Linked DNA regions of Homo sapiens: region 2 is linked to region 1. A link is a loop called in an ENCODE intact Hi-C map of the cell type or tissue named here. Cell type or tissue: IMR-90. All regions are shown on one strand. Each heading gives the region's core, and the rest is flanking DNA. Links, peaks and the distances in the headings are about the cores only.

The links. Hi-C counts contacts between places; a loop is a spot of excess contacts. Peaks named below come from ENCODE experiments on the same cell type or tissue, not always from the same donor. Only the 100,000 strongest peaks of a DNase experiment are listed, where the experiment ranks them.
Region 2: it touches region 1 in a loop (3-fold over the local background); 17 of 110 quality-filtered maps call a loop at or near these places.

Annotation. Positions count from the first base shown.
Region 1 is chr7:94,296,038-94,298,955 of GRCh38, reverse strand. The region is part of intron 2 of LOC112267858 (a long non-coding RNA gene); the gene reads left to right. Among named protein-coding and RNA genes, the nearest start is that of COL1A2-AS1, 95 kb to the left of the region's middle. In IMR-90, for the core only: no CTCF peak of the experiment used is centred there; a DNase peak (open chromatin) is centred at 1,305; H3K4me3 peaks cover 1,349 bases; H3K27ac peaks cover 2,500 bases.
Region 2 is chr7:94,347,029-94,349,946 of GRCh38, reverse strand. The region is part of intron 1 of LOC112267858 (a long non-coding RNA gene); the gene reads left to right. It overlaps LOC107986821 (a long non-coding RNA gene), which reads right to left. Exons shown (of 4, transcript XR_001745275.2): 4 at 2,884-2,918. Among named protein-coding and RNA genes, the nearest start is that of COL1A2-AS1, 44 kb to the left of the region's middle. RefSeq lists an enhancer at 379-2,918. In IMR-90, for the core only: no CTCF peak of the experiment used is centred there; a DNase peak (open chromatin) is centred at 1,566; H3K4me3 peaks cover 418 bases; H3K27ac peaks cover 1,675 bases.

The DNA.
Region 1 (2,918 bases), core at 279-2,778:
AAGGTTACTTACAGCTTGCTAATGGCAGAAGGAAGACTGGAGATGAAGTGGATTTTCCTGACATTCATTAATTCCACCAACATTTATTGTCCCAAGCACTTTTTTAGGTATTAAAGAGAAAGAACAAGACAGATCAGGTCCCTGCTGGTAGGAATATTACACCATGACCAGAACAGTGATTTGACATTTGAATAGACAACTAAGTGGAACACCCACACTAAAGTATTAGAAAGTGGGATGGGCTATGGGCAGGGGAAGGGGAGAGGCTTTATATACATTCTACTCCATTTTATAGATGAATTCACTAATGTTCAGTGGCATTAAATAACATGTCTAATTCATAAATGTTAGACACAAGATTCAAACCTTCACAGTAGAGAGAGAGAGAGAGAGAGAGAGGAGTAAGAGAATAAGAAGGACATCACAACCTCCTGGTTAGGGAGTAGCTCTTAACATGAATCAATAAATCTGGTTGGAGCAAGGTGTCTAGTTAGATTGTCAGATTTCCGGGAACCAGAGATACCCGTTTTTTGGCAGAACCTAGACAGCCAGAAGAAGCCTCCTACCTTGTTCTTCATGCTTAATTTCTTTAGAAAGTCAAACTCATGGATGAGCATTTGGCTCAAGTTCTTCAGCTCCAGGTCAGGGAATCTGTGACGTTAGGGAATATCTACCACTCTGGTAGCTGCAGAGGAGATGCAGAAACACTGGAGCTGGGGACAAGCATGCCACCTCCAAAAATTAAAAAGAAAAGAGTTTATCATATAGGTGTGTGAAGATTCATTTTACTGAGAAAGGTCAATTCAGCTGTGCCCCTTCTATATAGCTCCTTGGAGAGAATTAGCAAAGGCAGTCCCTTTAGGTGGAATTATTAGAATAAAGTATCCATCTCTGAAGGAAATTTGTAAAAGCATCCCTCCAAAAGTCTCCCCATTTGACTGTCAAATTAGAAAAGGAGCCCCATCAGGCAGCCCTGGGTCAGGTTTCTTGGATGGGTGGGCTGCACCACTGCTTAGTTTCCTGGTCCCTAATACTTTAAGGAGCCGGATGGGAGTGAGATCTGAACAACTCACTCTCACTTTCTACAATTCTGTAAGGGTAGGGAGTAGGAACTAGAATGGGGTGCTTTTTTTCCCTGTGAGAATTGCTATCGATCCTGTGGAGGGTTTCTCAGCCAGGAGACTCCATCACTCTGGCCTCTCTGAACTCAGAGCTCACTCACCTCCCTTTCGAAGCTAACGTGGCAGAGCTGGCTGGGAGGTGGTTACTGGCTCAGGGCCCTGAAACACTGAGTAATTCCTATGATGGCTGGGACTGGAGACACCATTCCAGACACTTCCACGTTGTCTAAAAGCAAAAAAAAAAAAAAAAAAAAAAAAAAAGTCTCCACCACCCAGCCCAAACGGTTAGAGGCAGATTCCTTGGTGCTGAAACAAGACCTATCCCTTTTATGGAAGGCCATTGCTGGAAATTTCCACCATAGAGGAAAGCCAGGGTTCTTTTTCTATTTTTTACAGAACAGGGAGGGAACAAGTCAGGGGTGAGAGATGAAAGGGGATGGCTGAAGGGAACCGCACCTCTTTTCCTGAAGTTTTTGCATGTATATGATCACTCTTAGCTTATAAAGACGAAGATTTGAGCTTCCTTGCCGATCTCCTCCAGTGTTGACCACTTTTATGGAGCCCCCAGTGCTATACTAGAGCTATGGTCTAATCAAGGCATCAACAAGCATGAAGTTTATGATTTCAGAAGAAACAGGACAAGACATATTGCACATCAAATCCTATAAACGACAATCCAGCATGGCCAACAAAAATAGACCATTGCAGCTGTGCTCTGGCTGAGTGTTTATTTATTGGAGAAGAGAAAGGTACAATCAAGAAAAGGGGGAATCATGTCAGGATGTTATTGGAGTCAAGCAGATTGACTGCCTGAAGTGAAAGCCCTGGCCATGCAGAGTAAAGGCCAGCGATTGGGTCAGAGGCAGGAGAACATTGGAGGCATGGACTTACAGCCCCAGTATTGATTTTACATTGAATTCCAGGTTTTGCTGCAATTAAAAGCTACTGCAAGGTTTTGAGAAGAGAAATGGTATGATCAAATAATTAGAGCAATGTGGTTTTCATTTTAATTAGGAAAGACCACAGGGATGAGAGAGATGAGAGGATCAGCTTGTGAGGTAATTCACTAACCAAATAAGTTCAGGAGCCAAAGAGGTCTTTCTGAAATCGACAAATTAAAGCTACAGTGTTGTCTGACATTATAACAAGAGGTTTTTACTGTTATTATTATTAATTTTATCTGATTCAGTTACCTTGTTAGTTCTGACAGACTTGGATTGCTAGCTTGATTAGTTCCCTCTTATTTGTCCAGAAACACCAAAACACCAAAATTATACCATTTTATCAATGTATGCCTTTATATATGGCTATGGTTTAGGCAAAGTGAAGAGAAAAATGTCTAGACTAAAGGTGACTGAATTCTTTCTCTATCTTATTTTGAAAAGAAGGAATTCATGTGTTTCTTTCTCATCGTCAGCCCTAGTCTTTTTGGGACATTTTAGTCTGAAATCTGAATGTGCTTACCAGCTGGGAAAAAATTTGACATTTACTTGATTTTGTCCCTTGGAAGTAAAAAAAAAAAAAAAAAAAAAAAATGGCAGCTTTATTAAACAACAAGTCTGCTTATTTCTTTCTTCAATCCCTCCCCAGGTTGCAGGCTCTTTTCAAAGCTCTGGTAGACCTCTAACCAGTTTTCTAAAGGTAATTTCCCAAAGTGCTGCCTCTAGCCATAGAAAATGCCACGTAGGTTTCTGGATTTATAAAGGCCGAGAAAGCCATTTTGGTTACATTTGCAGCTTTTTCTGTGGTTCTGGGTGGTAACGCCCGATTGCCAACATTATTCTTTCCTTCTTCTGG
Region 2 (2,918 bases), core at 152-2,651, 51 kb before region 1:
TTTTTTTTTTGGAGACAGAGTCTTGCTCTGTCGCCCAGGCTGGAGTGCAGTGGTGCGATACCGGCTCACTGCATGCTCCGCCTCCCAGGTTCGTGCCATTCTCCTGCCTCAGCCGCCGCAGTAGCTGGGACTACAGGCGTGTGCCACCACGCCTGGCTAATTTTTTGTATTTTTAGTAGAGATAGGGTTTCACCGTGTTAGCCAGGATGGTCTTGATCTCTTCACCTCGTGATCCGCCCACCTCGGCCTCCCAAAGTGCTGGGATTACAGGCATGAGCCACCGCGCCCGGCCTAAAGCTTTTCTAGCAGAAATTCTGGAGCCTCGGAATGTCCCTAAGTGATGGAGAATAAGATTTATATGGAAAATCTATGGGATTTTCAACATCTGCTCTGCCCTAGGTACTCGAAAATATTTGTCAAAATGAATGAAGGTAGAGATGAGAAGTGACTCAAAGACTAACTTAGCTACTATTTCCTATATTTCCTCTGTACCTCTTTTGGATTTTAAATAGAAAATTATTATTCATTTTTAAATATTTTTAAGAACTTCCCTCTACCCACCCTACCCCCCGAAAAAATTCAGTGTGCAATATATACGATTTGAGGTATATACATAGAGTATTTCCTTACTGACCTGTTGGACAAGAAGGAATAGGTTAACTTATAGAACCCTTTTTCAAAGAGTAGCTCTTCAGTAGTCTGGGATAGTTTTCAGGAGAATAACTTGAAGACCTACCAAAGTCTCTTTTTGTCTCACAAGTAAAAATATAGGACCTATCTTCATGTGGAAAACTTAATGATAGCTGAGTAAATTACAGATTCAAGGAATCATGAGGATAAAATAGCCTACTAATTAATCTCCTTGCAAACAGTCTTCATTTTCTTTTTACACATATCCCCCTGTTTTATTAACATCAGTCTCTGAAAGCTTTTCTTTATTCGCTTTAACATGCCTTCATTGAAGACCTTCCGTATATGAGATCCTATTGCTAGGGGTTGTGGGAGAAGACAAAAATTATTAAGAGATGGTTACTCTTTTCTTTTAAAGAGCATACAACCCTATTGGAAAGGAAATTATGACCTTCAAGGATCTTCAAGGCTGAAGCTCATGATTTTTAATAAACTTCCTTATTCAAGTATTAATATCTAATCTTTTATGATATTGTATATCCATGTTTCCATTGTTCTCTGCTCCTTTCCCCATGCAGAAAAATGGATGACTTAGGGTCACAGGCTATTTGGTCAGCACAAGTTTGGCTGTAAATATTTCCATACCAACTTACTACACTCTCTTTCTCTCTCCCCCTCTTAAAATTTTACCTATATTAAAATTTGGAGGTATTTATTTTGTGGTAGCCTAATTCTGAATAGTCAGTTTCTCTTCAGAATGCAGTAGTATGTTGAAGTGAAACCATATTTTGGCTTTCTACAAGGGTGTGGGCTTCTCCTTGGGTTTTCACATTTTCCTTTGTGCCTCTTGTGAAATGGTTTGTGGAGACTGCAAAAAGCAAAGGCAGACTCCTTGCCTCACTCCGCCCCTTTCCAGCTCATCATATTCTTATATAATCCAAGAGAAATCTGCTTTTGGTTAGAATGCAGTTGAGGGCAAAGTAAAAAAAAAAAATTTGGATACGTTAAATGTTCCAAGTTTGTATGAAAGTTCTGTCAAAGCAACAGCCTAAATGGAGGCAGCTGGAAATCATTAAGGAAACTTGCAGGAGACAGTGATTAAAGCAGGATGGAATTTCCACTCTCCCCGCCCCCTCTCTATTTTTATGGTACTTTAAGCAAGTTAGTGTTCCTTTTGAAATTTGAATTAGCCCTCTGACTATGAGAGTTGGAAAATTATTTTATTCCTTTACTTCCTAGAGACCACTCCACTGATTTCCGAGGCTGTTACTGCAAATGAATAAATGAACACATTTGGAACTAACTGGTGCTCAGCAGCGGTGTGCCTCATATTTCATGATTATCCTTGCATCTTCCTGGTCTGAGTCTGATTTGAAATGATAACCACTGAGTAACATTAAGAACACTTTGTGGCTGCTTTTCTAGTCTTATATGATAACTGAAGGGTACTTTTTAAGACCCCAATTTTTCCTTTCCTCCTTTCTCCTTTAATGGTTGCACCATTTTTCATCACAAGAAATAGTTGCAGATGAGTGCCTCCTAGTTCTTTTTTTCATTCCAACTTTCTATGGGTTCAACCGCAAGGCATACTGGGATCTCAGCAGCAAAGGGTGATGGGACAGGTAGAGGCTGAAGGCATAACTGGGAAGGGCTGGGATTCCTCCCTGTGGGTGTGGCATGACCAGTTTTGATGTGGGCTGGTGTTGCTACAGAGAGGTCGAATCTGGTCGTTGGGGCAGAGTGGAGGAAGCACAGAGCTGGACAGAACTTCATGTCAGGTGATGTGCATTTGAGAGTCTAAGAGATGAATCTGTCAGGAAGGTGACCCTGGCTCATGGTAGGGCATGCGGGCCAAAGAATCCAGGTCTCTGTGGGAAAGCAGGTTACCATTACACAAACTGGTCAGTTAATAGTGGGCATGAGAAAAAAATCATGATGGGCAGGGGGTGAAGAGTGAACCCAACCCAACATCAGCTGGTACTGAACTCAGGGCAGCAAAATGAATTTACAGTATTTTTTGCCTGCCTGAATGAGTTAGTTGGGGACTGGGCTTCAGCAGGTAGGGACTGGAGAACCTGGACAGAATTTTCTTCCACTGGACTACATGGACATCAAACAATTAAGTGCAACCATTCCCTCATTGTTCGTGGAGTGGAATATCTACAGTAAGACTAGGAAATAGAACTTATTGGAGGTTTTTTCTTGATGTGGGAAAATAACCTCATTATAGTGAACAAGCAGGTCTCCTGGAATGAAATCACATGACAGCTTTAATCTTTCCCCTATTT